Regions from separate parts of the Homo sapiens genome. Here all the other regions are linked to region 3. Evidence: chromatin contacts called from ENCODE Hi-C data. All regions are on one chromosome and are shown on one strand. Each heading gives the region's core, a stretch centred on a gene start or an enhancer-like site at or near the end of the contact. The rest is flanking DNA. Distances are from core to core; before and after follow the strand shown. Region 1 overlaps IPCEF1 (interaction protein for cytohesin exchange factors 1). Region 2 holds the start of ARID1B (AT-rich interaction domain 1B). Region 3 has its middle 37 kb from the start of TFB1M. Region 4 overlaps ARID1B (AT-rich interaction domain 1B). Region 5 has its middle 89 kb from the start of ARID1B. Region 6 has its middle 18 kb from the start of SNORD28B. Region 7 has its middle 24 kb from the start of ARID1B.

Evidence for each region. Hi-C counts contacts between places; a loop is a spot of excess contacts on that map. Pooled maps may share reads with other maps.
Region 1: a loop to region 3 is called in a pooled map, with 14 times the contacts of the local background. The contact joins two enhancer-like sites. A Hi-C loop is called at or near these places in 8 of 37 single-sample maps with no recorded cell type and 4 of 50 pooled maps.
Region 2: a loop to region 3 is called in a pooled map, with 5 times the contacts of the local background. The contact joins the promoter of ARID1B here to the enhancer-like site in region 3. A Hi-C loop is called at or near these places in 3 of 37 single-sample maps with no recorded cell type and 3 of 50 pooled maps.
Region 4: a map with no recorded cell type shows a loop between it and region 3 (5-fold over the local background). The contact joins two enhancer-like sites. A Hi-C loop is called at or near these places in 3 of 37 single-sample maps with no recorded cell type and 2 of 50 pooled maps.
Region 5: a pooled map shows a loop between it and region 3 (5-fold over the local background). The contact joins two enhancer-like sites. A Hi-C loop is called at or near these places in 1 of 168 maps with a recorded cell type or tissue (GM12878), 23 of 37 single-sample maps with no recorded cell type and 4 of 50 pooled maps.
Region 6: a pooled map shows a loop between it and region 3 (20-fold over the local background). The contact joins two enhancer-like sites. A Hi-C loop is called at or near these places in 6 of 37 single-sample maps with no recorded cell type and 4 of 50 pooled maps.
Region 7: a pooled map shows a loop between it and region 3 (7-fold over the local background). The contact joins two enhancer-like sites. A Hi-C loop is called at or near these places in 2 of 37 single-sample maps with no recorded cell type and 4 of 50 pooled maps.

The regions. Positions count from the first base shown.
Region 1 is chr6:154,248,380-154,251,251 of GRCh38, reverse strand. All of the region lies in intron 3 of IPCEF1 (interaction protein for cytohesin exchange factors 1), which reads left to right. Among named protein-coding and RNA genes, the nearest start is that of IPCEF1, 110 kb to the left of the region's middle. Within about 2 kb of position 1,616, at least 5 of the 41 ENCODE cell types and tissues checked have a DNase peak (open chromatin) inside an H3K27ac peak, as active enhancers do.
Region 2 is chr6:156,776,030-156,778,729 of GRCh38, reverse strand. It overlaps ARID1B (AT-rich interaction domain 1B), which reads right to left and starts at 1,352. Exons shown (of 20, transcript NM_001374828.1): 1 at 1-1,352. The coding sequence starts at 1,049. It overlaps LOC115308161 (a long non-coding RNA gene), which reads left to right and starts at 212. Exons shown (of 2, transcript NR_163974.1): 1 at 212-484; 2 at 1,299-2,370. RefSeq lists an enhancer at 1-135 and silencers at 99-328, 579-648, 719-868, 1,019-1,258, 1,279-1,628.
Region 3 is chr6:155,350,412-155,353,111 of GRCh38, reverse strand. No RefSeq gene overlaps it. Among named protein-coding and RNA genes, the nearest start is that of TFB1M, 37 kb to the right of the region's middle. Within about 2 kb of position 1,313, at least 2 of the 41 ENCODE cell types and tissues checked have a DNase peak (open chromatin) inside an H3K27ac peak, as active enhancers do.
Region 4 is chr6:156,850,959-156,853,658 of GRCh38, reverse strand. All of the region lies in intron 2 of ARID1B (AT-rich interaction domain 1B), which reads right to left. Among named protein-coding and RNA genes, the nearest start is that of MIR4466, 73 kb to the right of the region's middle. RefSeq lists enhancers at 1-578, 579-1,276. Within about 2 kb of position 1,323, at least 3 of the 41 ENCODE cell types and tissues checked have a DNase peak (open chromatin) inside an H3K27ac peak, as active enhancers do.
Region 5 is chr6:156,687,390-156,690,089 of GRCh38, reverse strand. No RefSeq gene overlaps it. Among named protein-coding and RNA genes, the nearest start is that of ARID1B, 89 kb to the left of the region's middle. RefSeq lists a silencer at 2,565-2,700 and an enhancer at 2,228-2,700. Within about 2 kb of position 1,274, at least 8 of the 41 ENCODE cell types and tissues checked have a DNase peak (open chromatin) inside an H3K27ac peak, as active enhancers do.
Region 6 is chr6:156,395,706-156,398,405 of GRCh38, reverse strand. No RefSeq gene overlaps it. Among named protein-coding and RNA genes, the nearest start is that of SNORD28B, 18 kb to the right of the region's middle. RefSeq lists enhancers at 841-1,370, 1,371-1,901 and a silencer at 2,183-2,232. Within about 2 kb of position 1,450, at least 6 of the 41 ENCODE cell types and tissues checked have a DNase peak (open chromatin) inside an H3K27ac peak, as active enhancers do.
Region 7 is chr6:156,751,575-156,754,302 of GRCh38, reverse strand. No RefSeq gene overlaps it. Among named protein-coding and RNA genes, the nearest start is that of ARID1B, 24 kb to the left of the region's middle. RefSeq lists enhancers at 1,175-1,274, 1,465-1,534. Within about 2 kb of position 1,387, at least 7 of the 41 ENCODE cell types and tissues checked have a DNase peak (open chromatin) inside an H3K27ac peak, as active enhancers do.

The DNA.
Region 1 (2,872 bases), core at 367-2,866, 1.1 Mb after region 3:
CTGCTTCTGTTATTATTGTTAGAATGTCTATTGTCTTTCTTCATTATCCACTACTATGACAGATTATTTCAATTAATGTATTAAGTATTATTTAAGGTGGTTAGTCTTCTGAAAAAATTAAGCAAGCTTTTCATGTTTTCACAGGTAAATGTCTATTAATTGGATGCTTTAGAATCTCCTTTAAAAAGTTGAGTCTATTTTTCTGGGAAGGATAAAAAACGTTTGTGGAGATGTCAGGGGTTTCTGGAAGAACATCCCTAACAGCTCTATCAGTGCTGTGCCGATCTGGTATGGCTCTAAAATAGTCAGGAATTTCTGTGGCTTGGTTGTTAAAATATTGGTAATTTGAAACTGTCAATGATGTGAGGGTTTCTACCACAGAAATTGACAAAAGCCACCAGTTAGGGCTCCTGCAACCAGAGAGCCCATTTTACCAGCATATCACTGTATAGTTTTTGCTAAAGATTAGGATCACTATGAAGTCTGATGTAATGACAGAGCATCTTACTGTGAATTTTAATACATCTTGGGGTAAATTTTGCCTGCAAGGTTTAACAACTACTATATGGATTATAAGTCAATATAACAGTTACCCGTAACCTGGGCGTTAGCCCCAACATTCAATATCAAAGGAGTTTCCTTTGTATATTTTCTACTGGGTCTTTTGTATATTTCCATGTGTTTTTGAGTGATTCGTGGCCAAATGAAGTTTTTGAACCATCTTTTAAAAAGTTAAAGAAAAATACACTTCTTCAATGAAAAAGAAATACATATTTTCAAAGAAAAATTTCCCCTCAACTTTAGAAGTAAGTTAGGGCAAAATCAGATTTTTAGAATAATTTTTTAGTTTTACCTATAACATTCAAACTGGAAGAAAATAGAATGAGAAAATATCTTACTAGGCTCTGAATATTTATGATGATAGCAAGTTATAATTTCCCCTATTGAAAAACCATCTCATAAAATGCTCAACTGGTTGCTTGCTTTTTTTTTTTTTTTACTTACCTAGCGAAAAACCACATGCAAGATCATTTTGAAACGGACTAGTTCACGGGTTCCACTTCCTGTTGTGAGGAGTAAAATCTATCTTAGATGCAATAAAGTTCTCAAAGATTGTTTTCACTGTCTCATATAAACCAATTTAGGTTTCAAATTCATGTATGTTAGGTGAAACTGAAACTCCCTGAATTTGTTATTTCTATAATATGCAGTCTGTTTCTGGTCAGGGAAAACAGTTTTAACAGTTAATAATTTGCTTTAAGAGAATTATTGTCAGAACAGGGTTGACTCAATGACTCAATAACTAAGCTCCCTCCCCCACTTAAAAACAAACAAAAAAAAAGCCTTTCTTTGAGTTGGGTGCCTGTTCTGCTTGAGGTATTGTTCTCATCCCATCCTAGGCATAAGAACGTGGTGTAGACCAAGGGTTGGTCTTGGGCAGAATTGAGACAAAGCTCACATTTTGGGGCTTTCCCTGGAAGTAGCCCTAAGGTGGAGCCGGAGGGCTCCAGTCCCACTGGGTGCTCACAAGGAATGGGTGGAGGATACTCACTGGTACCCAGCTGGGAGCGATGGAAGGAGCATCACTTCCTCTCTGCCTTGGCTGATCCCATCGCTGCCCTCCAGGGACTTTCCTCTCATTTGTTCATCTGAAGGCTGCTCTTCTTGTTTGAACTAATGTAATTTCATCTTGTTCATTGGAGGCCTGAGCACTCTAGGAATGACTGTTAACAACGCCCTTTTCTCCCTATTCCCCTGGTTCTTGGTTTGTCTCAAGTGCTTGCTAGGGACTCCTGGACCCCAGATTTCCCAAATCTTACCCAGCATCTACATTCACGAATTCTCTTCTTTGTCTTTAGTCCTGGCTCTCAGCTAAAATTTAGCCACTCAAATAATATACATATTTGGGCAAAAATATTTTGCCAATAGGTACTAGTTGGGTTTTACTGATCTCAGAGAATTGGCATATCAAAAAAAGGTCCCAGGAGATGATTTGAGGGAATGATAGGAACTTTAGAACACAAGACAGGTCAGTGTGGGAGATATTTGTGAAGTGAGGCTGAGACTAGGTCCTTTTCATGATAACTTGCCTGGATTTTAGTAACATGCCATGATTATAACATGTCTATCTTTGCTTAAAATTTAAGGTAATTACTGCCATCTTTATGGATGATTAATTTTGGGGGGGATAAATTTTACTCTAACATTGGTCAGATGAAATGTCAGTGCAATATTTCTTGGGATCTATATTTCCCAGGAAATATAATTTAAACACTTTAGCTTCGTTGTAATTGCTGAAGGATACATAAATCATACTTATAAAAATTATGATTTTTTTCTGTTTATTAGATATAAAGTATTTGTTTATCTCAACGATATAATATTATATTACACATACTCATATAAAGGGATGTTGTTTAGTTCTCAGAGGATTTTCACAAATAAATCTTGTAAAATCTTTATAAGACCTATAGGATTAGAATTATTATCAATATCTTCATTTTATAAATGAAGAAGCAGATTCAGAGAGTGCTATTTTCTTGGGCACCACAGCTACTAATTATAATAGCCAGGAATTGGTTCCAGGCCTCTGGATTTAAAGACCTTCTCCTCTTTTCACTATGTCATATCCCTTCTTCAAACATACAGTAGAACCATATACAATAGCTATCAGATCAATAGTTAGATATGTAGACTATAAGCCAGGAACCTCTAGAAAACATTATAAAATGCTGTACTAAGATTACATACCAAATTTTGGAACTGCTTTTCATTTTCACACGTTTTTTCCCCTGAGTTCTCTACCTGTTAACGGAAAAGGTTGTCTTTCAAATTTAAATCAGTTCAGCTTAGATATTTGTAAAGAAAAAAC
Region 2 (2,700 bases), core at 103-2,602, 1.4 Mb before region 3:
TGCATCATCCCCATCCCGGGGCTTTGTTGTCCGCCATGTTGATCAAAGCAAGGCCCAGCGCGGCCGCCGGGGCCGCCGCTCGCAGGGGCAGCGCTGCCATAGTAATTATTAAACTCCGGGACGGCCGCCGGGCCGCCGCCGCCCCCGGGCACGGCGACCGGCGGCTGCTGCGTGCCCAGGGCGCCCAAGCCCGGGTGCTCGTAGCGGCCGCCCGCCGGCTCCCCCATCTTGGGCGGCGCGTCGTCCTCGTCGCCCGGCTTGCTCAGCAGCGGCGGGCCCGGGGGGTCGGCCTGGCCGCCCGCAGCACTGTCCTTGGCGCCTCCATGTTGCGGCTGCTCCATGTCGGGGCCGGGCTGAGGCGCGCCGCCGCCCGCGCCGCCCAAGCTGTTGTTGTTGGAAATGGGATGTTGCTGTTGCTGCTGCTGCTGCTGCTGCTGTTGCTGCTGCTGCTGCTGCTGCTGGAACTGGTTTAGCTGCTGCTGTAGTGCGTGGTGGTGGTGGAGGTGGTGGGCATGGTGGTGGTGGTGGTGGGCATGGTGGTGGTGGTGGTGCTGCTGGTGGGGCGGCGCGGCGGGGGCTTCGCCAACGGTTTTCAGTTTGTGGTTGGGGAGCAGCCCCGTCTCCATGGCCGAGCCCGGGCCCGACGAGGAGGAAGAGGATGCCGCCGCTGCCGCCGCGGAGGAGGAGGAGGAGGAGGACAGCGCGGCGGCGCTTCCACCCTCCTTGAGAGCCGCCTCGGAGCCGCCGCTCTTGGCGCTGTGGGTGCCGGCGGCGGCCGCGGCGCCCGCGTTATGGGCCATGTTGAGTTCGTGACGGGGGAGCAGGGGGTGGTGGTGCACACTGTTCAGGCCGCCGCCGCCGTCGCCGCCGCCCCCCAGCATGGGTCCCGGTGCCGCCGCCGCCGCCGCCGCGCCGCGCGCCCCCGCCTCCAGGTCCCGGGCTCCGGGCGCCGGCCGCGGCCCGGGGGGCGCCCGCCGTTCGCCGCTGCCTGCCCGCGCCCGCGCCCGCGCCGCCGCCGCCGCCGCCGCCGCTGCTGCCCGCGCGGCCATGATCGCCGCGGCGTGGCGAGGCCGGGCGGGGGGCGGGGGGAGACAATAACCCCCACTTTTCAGGCCGCGGCCCCTCCTGTGCGCATCCACGCGGCCCGCCGGGAAGCCGCGACCCCCTCCCCCTCCGCAGGCCCCGCCGGAGCGCCGGGCCGGGCACGCCTTACGCTCTGGGCCTGCTCCTGCTGTGTGCTTTCATGGTGAAAGTTTTTAGTTCAGGTTTAAATGAAACTTTTCTCTTTTCCTCTCTAGCCCGGATATGGGTAAATACACGACTAGCTGAGCCTATCGGGCCCAGCATGGCTTGAGAGGCAGCGGGCGAGCTCGAGCAACTATTATCCACTTCGCTCGCATTACTCCCGCGCACTCGCAAAACGCGGACTGGACTCGTCCCCGGGCCGCCGCCGCCCGCCCCGGCGCAGCCTCGCGGGACCCAGCCGGGCTTGGGCTAAGGCTGGGGCCGGGGCCGGGGCCGGGGCGGCTCGGCGGCCGCTCGGAGCGCGGCGGCGTGGGGCGGCCGGAACCTGCACTTTCCCCCCGGGCCGCTGTCTCCTTGCCAACCGGGCGTTCGCATGTTTGTTTTCACGTCTAAAAGGAACGATACAAAGGTGGAAAACGAGTCTGACGAGCAGACAAAAGAGGGAGAAGGGCTGGGAAACAAAGTTGTCTATTGGCCTCAGAGGTTACAAGGAGCCGACGGAGAAAGAAAATATTTAGGCAATCTGCAAAAGCACGGTCTCTCCCAGGAGTTATGTAATTTTCAGAACGTTCGCCTCTGCCTTGATTTCGGGCCATCGGCGTAATTCCCACAACTTCTTCCAACTGCAAAATTAGGAAAGATTTGAAATGAAGGTTAGCCCCGGTCAGAGAGCCCTATGGCCTGTACCCAGTAGGTACTCAATAAATGCTTATGACTGACTGCACCCGCCCCAAAGAGAATGTTTACATAACTCTTTTTGAAGGCACCTTAAACACGTATGTAGGTTTGTCAGTGTATTTCCAAAGGAATATGTCCACGTATTCCCAAAGGAGCATTTTTCTTACATGCACTTGGATGTCCTCTGTGGAGTATGTACAGTGGTGTTTTCTGCGCCAACTTTCACATGAACATTTAACTCTTGGTGCCAGAACAGCGACAGCTATGGGTTAGCTCGTATCTTCATAAATCTATATGACACCTTTCATCATGTTTCAGAGCTTCGTGTGCACAGTTAACCCTCTCGATATACATTCATTTCAAAGAGATGTGGAACGAAACTAAAATATTATAGACATTATATTTAATAAATATAACTTCAATAATAATATAAAACAGTCAACTCTAGTCCTAATGTAGAAATGTTCCATACTTTGTTCTCTTAAAAATTGGTGTCTATTAACATTTTATAATGTTTTTAATATTTGCATTGTTATTAATGTTTTCAATATGTGCATTGTCCCCTAGTAACATTTTAAAAAGCAAGACTTCTTAACCTTAGGCAATGACCCACTTGTACTAGTGTGGACTCAGTTTTCATTGAGAGAAAGCATTTAAAACCTGGCAGAAACAATACTTACGGTTTTGGTAGAGTATAGTTTTCCAAAATTATTTCATTCTTCAGCTTTCCATAAAAACTATTTTAGTTCATTTCCACTGCAGCAGTGGTTATTTGTT
Region 3 (2,700 bases), core at 64-2,563:
CTGTGAAGACAGAGGCCAGTAAGTCTGTCTCAGTAACTCAAATGGGTGAGTCTCCCTCTGCATCCTGTGTGAGCAATACTAAGCTGGGAACACAGCTGAAAGGGACTAGAGCCAAGTTGCAGGATAACTTTCAAGTCTACTACTGAAACTGATGTCAGCAAGCAGATGAGCCTTTCTGCTGAGGCAATAGTGTGCATGATTCCTCCTGGACCCTTTGGAAAATTGTTTTGTTTGTAGGTTCAAGGCAAGCCTTTAGGGAATGGGGCTGGTTTGAGGTTTGAACTCAGAAGCACAGTCAGCCAGTCTGACACCTAGGTGCAGGTCTGCACTCTCAAAACCACTATCCTAGGTCTTGGGCTCCACCAGGTTTCACAGCCTTCTACCTGAATCTCAGAGACCCAGAAGGAGACTTTTTTCTGTGGATGGGATTCTTACTGAGGGAAGATAAGAGCAAGTGACCCCCAATCCTCTAACTGGCTAACATCACTCCATCCAGAAATAACTTTTTAGTGATCAGGGTCCCTTTGAGGTGAAGCCCTTTAAGCTTAATGAGACCTAAAAGAAAAAGTGATCAGGAGATGACCATTTAAAAAACTACTTCAAATAGAATGCAGTTAGGCTGAAATGAACCAGAAACACTGATTCACTGACCTTCCTGAAATGTAAAACACTTTCTGGAACCAAGTGGATCTTTCTCATTGATTTTTCTAAAGCTCCTTAGGGCATCTTTAGTGCCACATAAAAAGTACTTGCCAAAGGAACCATGTAGTTTGTACTAGAAGCTCTTAAGTGAAGAGTTAATTCTCAAAATAGATTTTGGTTATCTCAGATCGCCACAAGATCAAGTGAAGAATCCCACAGATCTGGCTGGGTGCGGTGTCTCATGCCTATAATACCAGCACTCTGAGAGGCCGAGGCAGGCAGATAACCTGAGGTCGGGAGTTCAAGACCAGCCTGACCAACATGGAGAAACCCCATCTCTATTAAAAATACAAAATTAGCTGGGCGTGGTGGTGCATGACTATAATCTCAGCTACTTAGGAGGCTGAGGCAGGAGAATGACTTGAGCCCAGGAGGCGGAGGTTGTGGTGAGCCGAGATCACGCCATTGCACTCCAACCTGGGCAACAAGAGTGAAACTCCATCTCAAAAAAAAAAAGAAAAAGAAAAAGAAAGAAAGAAAGAAAAAGAAAAGGAAAGGAAAGAATCCCACAGATCTCACAATCTTTTTTCTGTCAAATTTTAGTCATTCACTCATTCATTCAGCTAATGTAGCACATATTAACTGAGGCTCCAGTTAACTTGTTAGGCAATACTTATGCCTTCATGAGTGCTCTATCACTTTTTAAAATTGAAACAGAAATAAGTAGATATAAGTAGATTAGAACATGTATCCATTCATCCACATTATCCATGCTGAGACACTTTAAAGCCAAAATTGGGTTTTTTAAATTTTATTATTTATTTATTTATTTTGCCTACGTGGTCATGTCTGATACCTGTTTGGGTAATGATTAGAACATAGTGACAGATGTAGAAATATGACTCAAAACTAAACTGGGGCAGCTTTCCCAAAAAAGTAACTGAAGACTGTGTTCAAGCCTTGCATATACATAGACACCTGCTATATTTGCATAGCCCAGGCTTGCAGGAAACTCTAATCAATCATTTTCTGTGTGTAGAATTATTCAACCAGAAAACCATTACTTATTTCACCAGAAAAATTTTGTTTTTTCATTGCTGCTAGATTAGTTACATCCCATCTCCCCACTTCCCTCTCTTCATCAGCAAACAAAGTTTATACCAAATTATATGGATCAATGTCTCAGCCTATAAGAAATTTTGGTTTATTTTTAAATTTTCAAAAAGGTGGATTCTTTCATTTCTTTTGTTAATGTGCAATAAAAATTCTATCTTCTCTTACATATTTCTTTAATTATATTTATTGAGTGTTCTTCACTGGGCCAGGTGCTAGAAAATTTGTAAACAAAAGGAGAGAAATATTGATTAAATAATCATTAAAAAGTAAGCAATTACAAATCATGATGACTGATAAGAAGGAAAAGTAGAAGTTGCTACCTGGAAAGATAAAAAGGGGGAACCTGATAGAGTTGTGGGATTGGGGGGGTTGTGGGTCAATAAAGAAGCAATGATTGAGCTGAGATTTTAATAAATAGACATTAACTTAGAGGAAGTTCAGAGAGGGGGATCAAGAGAGAGATGAGAACGTTGCAGGCAAGGAAAAATAAAGTATGTGCCAAGGCCCTGAGGCAGGAGGGAGACTGCGCGTTGAAGGACTGAAAGGTTTAAGAGAATATAGGAAATACCTGAGAAAATGGCCAACTAGAAGTAGCTAGTGTGCACTGCTCTCACAGAAAGGAATGGAAGGGGTGCATAAATACAGCATTTTCAACTGATACATCCAGGTAAATGCATTGGGTCTAATCAAAGAAACAATTCAACCCACAGAGAATCGAGAAAAGCAAGGCAGGTTGATAGCCCACCCAGGAGTAACACAGAGCCAGGGGAACCTCCTCTACCCAGGGAGGTGGTGAGTGAATGTGTGACCCCAGGAACCCATGCTTCCCTCATGGATCTTTGCAACTCTTAGGTCAGGAGATCCCCCTGTGAACCCATGCCACCAGGGCCTTCAGTCTGGCACAGAGCTCTGGAGTCTTGGCAGAGCAGCCACTCAGGCACA
Region 4 (2,700 bases), core at 74-2,573, 1.5 Mb before region 3:
TCAGAGCTCAAAGACAAATAGGAAAGAGTACTGTGCCATAAAGGTGAGACCACAGAGAACAAGAGAAGCTGTGCTGGCAGATGGAGGAATCAGAGTCAGACATTTCTACACCTTGCCCCCTCTTCCACCACAAAAAGCACACGTGGGAGGAGAAAAAAGCACCTGTCCTGCAGCCTCCAGCTACTGCTCCTACAGGGTGACCCAGGTTAAGCCACTGCCTCCCTGGAAAGGAAGCTTGGGCCTCAAACTGACCACCCTAGAGGACTGGGTCTACCATTAGGATCCATTTTCATGCCCGCGGTGGGAAAATACTCATCCTCAGGACAACTCTAGGGCTCTGAATAAAAACACACAATAAGATTGTTTTAAAGAATATATCCAAATATTTCAAATTCATTTTTACATAGACTTTCATCTAGTCTCACAACACATTTCAATACAGGCATACTTAAGTACTATAATCCCAATGTGTTAAGTAAGATTTAAAGCACAGAGTTAAACCTAGAATTCTTAAGTCCTAATTCCTAATCCAGTCCTTAAGCACTGTAAGATTTTAAAGTACCACCCTATACCATGGTCTTAGTAATTCCACCAGTCAAACCGATCACTGTATGTGCAAATGATGCATGTAGCACATTCCTTAAGGAAGCACAAAGCTTCCAGCCATTATCCCTATCAGCATTATAACAGGCTACTCCACTTCACAGCAAGCTCACCAAGACATGAGGGAAGCTTTGGGTTTTCAAACCTGTTTGTTTAGTAAACCTTTTGCTCTCCCAATTAAGTGAAGGAGGAAGAAATATTAAGTTATAAAACAAAACTAAACATGAAACGAGAGGCTCCTACTTTCAGAGTAAGTAAGATAGCTGTAGCTGGGGTCGCTAATATCTGAAAGGTCTAAAATAGCATAGAGTTCACAGGCACGGGAAAATATAATACAAGTCATTAGCTATTAATAGAGCCAGAGAGCCCACTGTTGTAATTAAATCATAGTTTAATCCTCTGTATAATCCTCTGAGTTAGTCTTGACATGCTTCCTTGTGGTTAGTTTTGGAAAAACATCTGCTAATGGTAAAATTGGGGGCTCAGAGGGGGAAAAATTACATCCTTCTGGTTGGAATAGTCATATGAGTAAGTCAATGAAAACACTGAATTAATGAAGGTCCAAATCACTGGCTCTTAATTTTTTTTTTTTTTTAAGAGACAGGGAAACAGAGTCTTCTTGCTCTGTTGCCCAGGCTGGAGTGCAGTTGCCTCATCACAGCTCACTGTAACCTCAAACTCCTGAGCTCAAAGGGTCCTCCCACTTCAACCGCTCAAGCTTGAGACTACAGGTGCACATCACCACGCCCTGCTAATTTTAAAAATTTTTTCTGTACAGGGAGGTTTCGTTATGCTGCCCAGGCTGGTCTCAAACTTCTGGCCTCAGGCAATCCTCCCACCTCGGCCTCCCAGTGTGCTAGGATTACAGGTGTGAGCCACTGCGCCCGGCCTCAAATTTTTTTTTTTAAGTCAAAAGAGACTTAAACACAGAAACAAACTAAATTTGTGAAGGCTATTACAATTGAACAAAATATTCTGATTCGAAGTCCCTATATGCTCTTGCGAGAGGTAAAGAATAGAAATATAACTTTACCCAGTTAGGAAGGAAATATGTAAGTAACAAGTATTTGTACTGAAAGCATCCCTTTTCTAGACCAGCCTTGCGCTGAGATAACAATATCTCCATAATACCTTTAAAGAATGAGAGGCTGATTCAAGCCACAGTCCACAGGGATCAATTTACTGCCAGTCAATTTGCTAAAGACCATTTAGCTAGCTATATTCAAGCCTAGAATCTTTTAAAAAGCCAAATCAGCTCTGAGTATGTGCTGGGCTTTTTCATTATGTTAGTCTTCTACGTGAAGCACTCGACCAATAAATATTCAAATAAATTAACTGTGCCAGTAAAAAGTTTACTGTACTTAGTCATTTGAATGCAGAAATAGTAATTTTAACAATCTGTGCACAATTCCATGTTACGTTGGGCAGGCCCAGTTCAAACCCACTCCTGACACCCTACAGCTATAAATTATTTCTGGAGCTTGAAAGTGAAAGACAGGCCAGGTCTGAAATAGCACAACAGTTGGACAGTTCCAGCTTCAAGAAGACAAACCCTGTAATAACCTAGATCCAGAGGCTTCAGAAGGAGTCTAACTCACTGTCCAAAAGTGGGGGGAAATCCCTTCCAGAAAACATTCTTCTTTTTAAAAACGTACTCTTCATTGTTATTTCCTAAATATACAATTAAACATTGGAGTGTCAAAAGCAAAGCAGAAAATAGAGAATGCTAAATAAATAACCCGGAACAAGTTGAACCCTTCACGACTGAATGGTCTTGGAGAACAAATAGGGTATCTTCCTCCTCGAAGTCTTAAGATCTGGGTCCCCTTTCTAGAAGCAGCCCCTAGTGCTTGCAGGGGGGCTCTGGCACACACAGAGAGAGGCCAAGGTAACTGAGTCTTTCCCTAGTTAAGTCTCCTCCTTGGGGACATTTTCTTCATGTAAATTAGCAGTGTTCAAAGAGCCAGACCTGGCTCATTCCCCCACGGTAATAAATAATATAACCACACAGAACATTCAAAAACACTGCCCAATGCTGTTAATAAATACGGGACAAATACGCAAGGTTCAAAGATTAATGAAGCACCTCGTTCCCTT
Region 5 (2,700 bases), core at 25-2,524, 1.3 Mb before region 3:
TCAAGGTCACGAAACTAGTAAGTAGCTGTGTCAGTCAGGGTGACTTAAACTGAGCTTTGATAACAAAGAGCTCCCAAATCTTAGTGGCTTACAATATCAAAGATTTATTCCTCCCTCCTGCTAAATGTCTACCAAGGTCTCTGGAGGCTTCTTCCTCAATCTAGGACCTCGGCAGACACTACCAGGACACTGCTGGTTGTCATGCAAGTGGAAAAGGAGAAGACCGCAAAGTGCTCAATGCTGGCACATGTTACTTCTGTTTATTTTGTTGGCCAGAGGCTGTCACATGGTACCTGTAACTTCAGAGGGCCAAGGAAGTACACTCTTATTATCTCAAAGGGAGAGGAGGAATTTTTGCAGACAGCTCTAATGACCACCACAGTGGTAAAGGAAGGATCCCAGAAGAAAGGCATTTTCTAAAGCCTATGCTCTTTGCTCCTATGAGAGCTTCCACTCACGGAGCCCTGGGCGCCTCGTGGGGTCTGAGCACTAAGCGTTTTACAGATATCATTTCTGGTCTTCATAGCCACTTGTTAGGTAGATGCTAATATTCCCTTCATTTCGAGATCAGGTTGCTGAGGCCCAGACAGGTCTTGAAGTAGCTTGAGCCAGATGGTACAGAGAGTACCAAATAGCACGTGTGCAGGCCTCTGATTAGTATGACTCGGGAGGCTCTCTTCTTTCCTTCTTTGCCTTGAGGATTTCCAATGCCACAGACATCATTTCAGTTTCACAACAGAAAACTCACATACATTTTCACAAGATTAAAACTTTGCTTAATCTTGTGTTCATTTATTGTTTTATTAATTGCTCATTGTAAAAATTCAGGTAATACAGGCATGAAGGAGAAAGCGAAAAATCACTAACAATCAAAACATCAAGAGAGAGCCGCTGCTAACATTTTAAGTATGTCCCTCCAGATCTGCTCATCTGTAACTTGTTTCTTCACATAACAATAGGTTGTGAACATCCTTCCAATAAATACACTGCAGTTTTAATGACTGCATAATACTCTATTGAGTGACTGTGCTACAATTTAAAATTCCTTGATGATCCACATTTATCTTCTGTTTAATCTCTCCCTCTTCTCTTGTTAATTCTGAGTTCCAGCTCTTTCTTAACAGTGATGTCTAAAATCTCCTGTGTCTTATGATACAGGATAAGACACAGGTCTCTTATGATAAGAGACCTTATGCTTTCGCATTGTTATGGTCAAAGATCTTTAATCAAAACACTAGTTCCTCTTTGTTACCTCTTTTCTTTCTCCCTCTTTCATAAAGAGCCCCCACAAATGGTATTAAATGTTTTGTTCTGGGAGTTTCAGGCCAGGGATTTTCCTTGACATTTCTTTTTTGTTTCATGTACTTTTTCTGAAATTCCCCAATAAACTGTCCTGTTTTTCTTTTTACTTTTGTTTTTGTATATCCACATTGCTTATTTTATTATATATTTGCATGCCCATATTCCAGAACCACTGAACAGCATGTTTTGTGCTTTTCCTGGCTGTTACCTGTGTGGCAAGGTATTCAGTGGCTTCCTGGCTTCCTTTTCTATGCCCCCTGAGTAACCCCCTATGCAGATTCATCACTTTCCTACTCATTGTAGGTTCCCTGCTTTGCTCATGTTGTTCCCTCAACCTGGAGTGGCCTTTACTGTCATCTAGAGTTGGTCTTCAGAATCCAGCTCAAATGCCTGGCCTTTCACAAAGCACCGTCTGACCCTTTAACTGTTCTTTCCTCTGTGCTTGGTAGCATTTTACTATCACCTCCAATATATACTCAGGAGTCATCTACTGAGCACCTATGGTGTACCCTGGAGGGCTGGGGCAGAACAGACAACAATCAGCCTTGGTATCCACCCTCTAGGAGTCCGGGGAAATAGGAAAACAGAACTGGAACCCAGTGTAGTCCAGGCTGAAATGGAGGTCAGCAGAGACGCCAAGATAATGACAGGGCCACGCCAGCGCTCGCTGGCTTTTCTTTAACGCACGTTTTCCCTTAGTAAAAATCAAGATCCTGAGGGAGAAGTGATCCTTTTTAATTCGCCTTTTCGGGACTTTGTGGCAGCGCTTAACGCGCCTTATGCTTAATGGCACACGTCGGGGGGCTCCCGGGAGATGACGGGTGGGCGGACCCCAGGCGCAGGTCCAGTCCCATTACCCACATTTCCCGGAGCCCAGTCTACTTTTCACATCTTTCATTCCCCCTGAAATAGATGCACATTCGCCTCCAGATTTAGAATAGGAGCAATGAGTATTTCACGAAAGCCTGGAAAATATGACTTTTCCAGAAATGGCTTAAGTCGGTCATAGATCTTCAGGCTCCTGGCAACTGCGGGACGGGGGTGTGCCCTAATTGCATCCATTTCCTCCCAGGCCTGATTGGGAATCTTGCACCGGCATCGCGAGCCCCGCTCTTCGGCCTCCAGGAGCGAGTGAGGGACGCGGGAGAGGGGCTTTTCTTCGGCGTGCGCGTCCCCCTGCCGCCGGCTTCTCCAGCTCCTCGCCGGGCCGCGCTGCCGCCCAAACTCCGCGGCGCCGCCCGCTCCGCGCCCGGCTCCGGCCCAGGTTTTGCGGCCCGCCCGCCGCCGCGCTCGCCGAGCCGGAGGCTGGCGCCGCCGAGGCCGCCGCGGCCGGGGCGTGGGGGCCGCACCGCGCACGCGCGCCCGCGGCGTCTGAGGCTCCCTGCGCCCCGACTCCGC
Region 6 (2,700 bases), core at 201-2,700, 1.0 Mb before region 3:
AGGGCAGAGGCAGCCATGCCAGCCAAGGATCGTGTGACTTGTGTTTCTTTACACACACTTCATGGATGTAACAAAAGTATGGTAGTCACACTGTGCTTCTGTCAATTGAATAAGGTGATTCTGAGGCACAGTCATGGAGGATTTGCCTGTATGAGTGTGCATTTGTGTACATATGTGTGTGCGTGCTTCCTTTTCCTGCAGTACTTCAACTGGACAGGATTGCATGCTCCAGAACTTTCTTTCAATATTCCCTTCACTTAGGGAATCTTTGCCCCATTCAGATAACAGACTGCAATCTGGGAAAATACTTCATGCCGCAGCATTAACACCAAAGAATGTATCAAAGGCTTCTCTTTTCTAGAATGGCACACTAACATCTTTTATTAGGTGCAGATGTTTTCTGCGCTTTAAACAAAATGAGCGACTACGTGTAGAAATTCAGCCTCCTTGACAGGGAGTTGGAGGTCTCCTCAGGTGCATTGTGTATGTATGTATGGTGGGACTGAGTGAGGGGGGCTCAGAAAGGATTTTTTTTTTGGGAAAGAGAGAGACGCTTCTTTGCTTCTGAAACTGTCAAACAGACCCAGGTTTCTCGTTCCACCTACATTGTGATCCCCAGGCCTCATCCTTCCTCCCTCTGGGCTAGCAGGAAGATTTAAGGAGGGGCATGGATCTGGGGGAGACGTAGCCGGAGGAAAGTGGGTCAGTAGGCTGAGAGGCAGGGGACGCATCTCGATTCCATTTCCTGGATTGTGCCCTTTGTCAGACTTGCCTACAGACAGAGGGCCTGTGTGTTCCAATTTTGCAGAATTACCTTCCCTGGTTGGAACCCAATCCCCCAACCTCAAGCTCTGCAGACATCTTCCCTGATCAATGTCCTGTCCTCTTTTCTCTGTCAAGTTGTTCCTCCTTCCCGAGCTCTATTGTGATTTGGGGCACCTGAGGAATTAACTATTTCTCTCGTGTCTTTGCCTAACCACAGGTGAATGTCTCGACCCGCTTTTAAGCTGGCTCCGCCCTCTGGACGCGTTCTTTTAAAGGTGGGAGCTCCGACGGAGGGCCCTGATTCCGGCCTCGCTACCAGCTGGGCTGTGTGGGGGAGCGAGGCCTAATAACCCAGGGGGCGCTGGGCGGGAACGGCGTGGATCCCTCGGCCTCGCACACCTGGCTCCTAGTCCTCTCGGCCGGGCCGGTGATCCTCTGGTCGGGGGTGGGGGTGGGGGGGGCTTGCGGCAGCTCACACCTGAGGCCGTTACAAAAGGCCTGCAGCTTAACTCGCTGCAGCTCGGGGGGATGGATTGCCTACTAACTGCAGGCGCCGTGGTGCGCCGAGAAAACAGCGAAAACTGGGCCAGCGGAGGCGGGTGGGCCTCCTTGGAGGAGCGCACCTGGGGTGCGGGAGCGCCTCCTGGCAGCCTTGGCCTCGCCTCCCACGCGTGGACGCGCAGGGCCCAGGACACCGCAGCCGCCTACTCCTTTCTGCAGCCCCGGGGTCTGAAGGTAGTTACGAAGGAAATCTTTTGTAAAATGTTCCTTTTTCCTCCTCTACATTTTCTTTCTCTGTCCCTCAGTAATCCCGGTTCAGGGGTTAGCGTCCCTCACTAATCCCTGGATTTAAAAAACATTCTCCTTTTACACCCAAGCTTCAATTGGTAGAACAGAGAGACAACTGACGTCGCTTTTGTTTTGCCAGCTTTTGTTTCCGGTGCATCAGAAACTTTTTGCACCTGAGACATTATGAGATTGTGCCCCAGCCGGTTTCTAAATTATTTCTAGGTGAAAAAATTTTGCAACCTACCTTTGCAGTAAGAATTCCCCCTACCCCTCCTTTAGAGAAAGTACTTGACAGTGAATAACATCCTATATTTATAGACCAATGATTGCTACATTTCATACCGTGTAGGTTTCCTTCTGAAACCTCAATCACATTTGGTTACTGTGGTAGGGGTTTAAATGTAGCAACTAATGGGCTGTGGCAGCAGGCATTTCCCTACCTCTCCTTTTATTGAACCTTTAAGTGGCAACTGTGCTTCTCTGGGTAAGAGCAAGGCTTTGAGATTGCGTTCCATGGGTTAGCTCGGTTCTTTAGCGAAGATTCAGAGATCCTGAATTGCATCAAGAGATGCATTTGTCGGTCTGGGTTTCAGATAAAAGCATGAAATCTCACTGACTTGCTGAACATTGTGGTTTTGAATCGGGGCTTTGGAGATGAAGCTGTGAAACCTCCCAAACCAAAGTTCCTAACAGAAATCACCAGCTGTGATTTACATATTGGCTTTGCCACAAAGTTTTAGTTCGACTCTGTTTCTGTTGTTATGGTGTCTTATGAATATTTTCTGATATTTAACCCAAAGCCCTCTTGCTGTTTCCAAACTGGTTACCTGAGATAACTGAGGCACTTGTGCTGCTGTTTGGACGGGATTACTTCATGTACTTAAAGGCTGGCCATACTGCAGACTAAATACATCTGGTATCACCCTCTACTAAGTTTTTAAAAAGTCTTTGCTGAATGAAATGCAAAAAGAAAATGCAAACAATGCTTGGGCTTTCCTTTTCTTTTCCAGGCTCTCTTTACAACTCTTGCAAAGATGTCAAGACATATTTCAGTATTCCACCAGCGAGGTTACAGTTTTATTAGTGATGGCCTTGGTTCACACCATAAATGTGAATTTACCATTTTCTGTTGGCTTGACTGACCTG
Region 7 (2,728 bases), core at 138-2,637, 1.4 Mb before region 3:
GGTCAGGCACAGTGGCTCACACCTATAATCCCAGCACTTTGGGAGGTCAAGACAGGCGGATCACTTGAGGTCAGGAGTTTGGGAGCAGCCTGGCCAACACAGTGAAACCCATCTCTACTAAAAATGCAAAAATTAGCTTTGTGTGGTGGTGCATGCCTGTGGTCCCAGCTACTTGGGAGGCTGAGGCAGGAGAATCACTTGAACCTGTGAAGCAGAGATTGCAGTGAGCTGAGATCACACCACTGCACTCCAGCCTAGGTGACAGAGCAATATTTTGTCTCAAAAAATAAAAATAAATAAAAATTTTTTAAAATCTTTTTGAGTCAAGGTCTCACTCTTACCCAGGCTAGAATGCAGTAGTACAATCACAGCTCACTGCAGCCTCAAACTGCTGGGCTAAAGGGTTCCTCCCACCTCAGCCTACCAAATAGCTGAGACTGCAGGTACATGCCGCCATCCCCGGCTAATTTTGTAAAATTTTTTTGTAGAGACATACGATCTCACTGTGTTTTGCAGCCTGGATTTAAACTTCTGGCCTCAAGCAATCCTCTTGCTTCAGCCTCCCTCGTTGCTGGGATTACAGGTGTGAGCCCCTGCACCTAGTTCAGCAAACATGACTCGTAAAACAAAAAAAGCTGAGTTTGGCCCAAGTTTTGTGGGATCTAAAGCTTTAATAGTTTGGCGGGGGAGTGGGGGGGGGTGCTTTTTAAAGAAAGGAATACCAAATTATTAATAAATACTTAGGTACAAAAGTTTAGATTTACTGAGAATAAAAATAAAAATCACGACAATTTAAGTTGTAGTTAAGTGCCTCAAAACATCACAAAATCCGGGACTAAAATACAAGCTTCAATTATTTTATTATAACCAATCCCTTTCTTTTTTATACATTTTATTCCTTACATTTTTTGGCTATATATTCTTTGATCACCTCTTAATGTGACAATAATTTCTAAGTATCATCTTCTATTTTAAAAAAGTAGAGAGATAAGTCTGTCTTGTAAGGATAGATTAGTCTTCTAACACAGTAGGTCAATATTTGTGGTTTGTTGGTTTGTTTGTTTTTAGAGATGCGATCTTACTATATTGCCTAGGCTAGAATGCAGTGGCTAGTCACAGGTGTGACTGTGGCACACTACAGCCCCCAACTCCTGGTGTCAAATGATCCTCTTTGCCTCAGCTCCCGAAGTAGCAAAATTTATTTGTTTTTAATCAGTCATAGTTGAGAAAAGTTTATTTTAGCTTCACAATTTGTTATTGGTAGTCGAGGGGAATCCTCAGACATAACTTCAGCCCTTTGATCTCACAGTCACAGCAAGCTGGTCAAGGTCGACTGGGTTTTACCACACCCAGTATCCCTGCCACCCTCGGCCTTGCCAGGGCTGTTGTCAGGGGCAGAGCGTGTGCCAAAGGGACCATGAAGCCCGGTCACATGGCCCTGGGGCTGGGAGTAGAGCCGTGTCGCAGAATGTTTTCCTTGGGGAAGAGGCTGATGTCCTAAGGTTCAAGTTGTCACTGGGGCCTGGTACCCAACCCCCATGCTGCAGCTCCAGGACTACCACTAGGGTGAGCAGAGTGACCTCCAGGCTGGCAGAGCTGCCTTCCTCTAACTCTCCTGGGGCTACTTCTTCTTCCCGGACCTTGGAAGTGTCTTTGCAGACTAGGGAGCTGAAACTGAAATATCAGCTCCAAGGTAAATCAGACTTTTGCAGGGAATATGGAAAACAACTTTCATAACAGCAGCAATAATAGTAACAATGGTTAGAGGAACAACTGTTTCCCGCTCATATGTCCATAGAGAGGAGAAAAGGTCTACTCTAATCTCCTCAAGTGATAATATGAGAACACTGTGCACTTCTTTCTGCCTCCTCAACCATTCTTCCACCAGGCAGGAGGACTGCAAAGTTTAGAAGAAAGGCCTCAACGTGCTTGGCTCAGCCCCTACTGTTTTCTCTCCTTCAGAGCTGCATCTCCCAGAGAAGCTGCATTCTTGTCTGCGTGGTCTGTGCAAACAGCCTTATTGGGGACACTTGTTGTTGTCCCACTCTGCCATCAGGCATGAAGCCCATTTAATTCAGGAATACAGTATCAGCAAGCTCATCTGTCCACAGATCTAAAATCTCTCTCTGCAATCAGACCTACCTGAAATAAAGCTAACATTGTATTTTGATTTTCAACTCTCATTCTTGCCTGTTTCCACCCTTATTTCTCCATATGAATTCTAATTTCAAGACAGGAAGATAAGTTCTGTATATGAGATACCCTACAACTCTAATAATAAAGGCTAATTTAGAGAGATTTTCAAAAACTGGTAAAACTAACAAATTAGAGAACAATAACATGGGGAGAGAGAAAATGGAGCTACTGTTGAGCTTTAGCTTTTTTAAAAATTAAGCATGACATACTCAAAATTTAAGGGTAACTTCTAAAAGGAATAAAATACGTGTCTTTCAAAACACTGGAGGAGGAAAAAAAGGCAACAAACTCAAGAAATGCAGTAGAGAGCAGGAAAAAGTAAAAACCCAAATAATAAGAAAAAATATGGTAACTAGAAAACATAAAATAAGATGATAGAAATAAATCCAATATAAGGAATCCTCATAAATGTAAACATGAAACCACCTGTTACAAATCAGAGATTATCTGAATTGAAATACAAATTTTATCTATGTTTTATGCTCTCATGTTCTTCAGAAACATAAAATACAATGATTCTTAAAATTTGAAG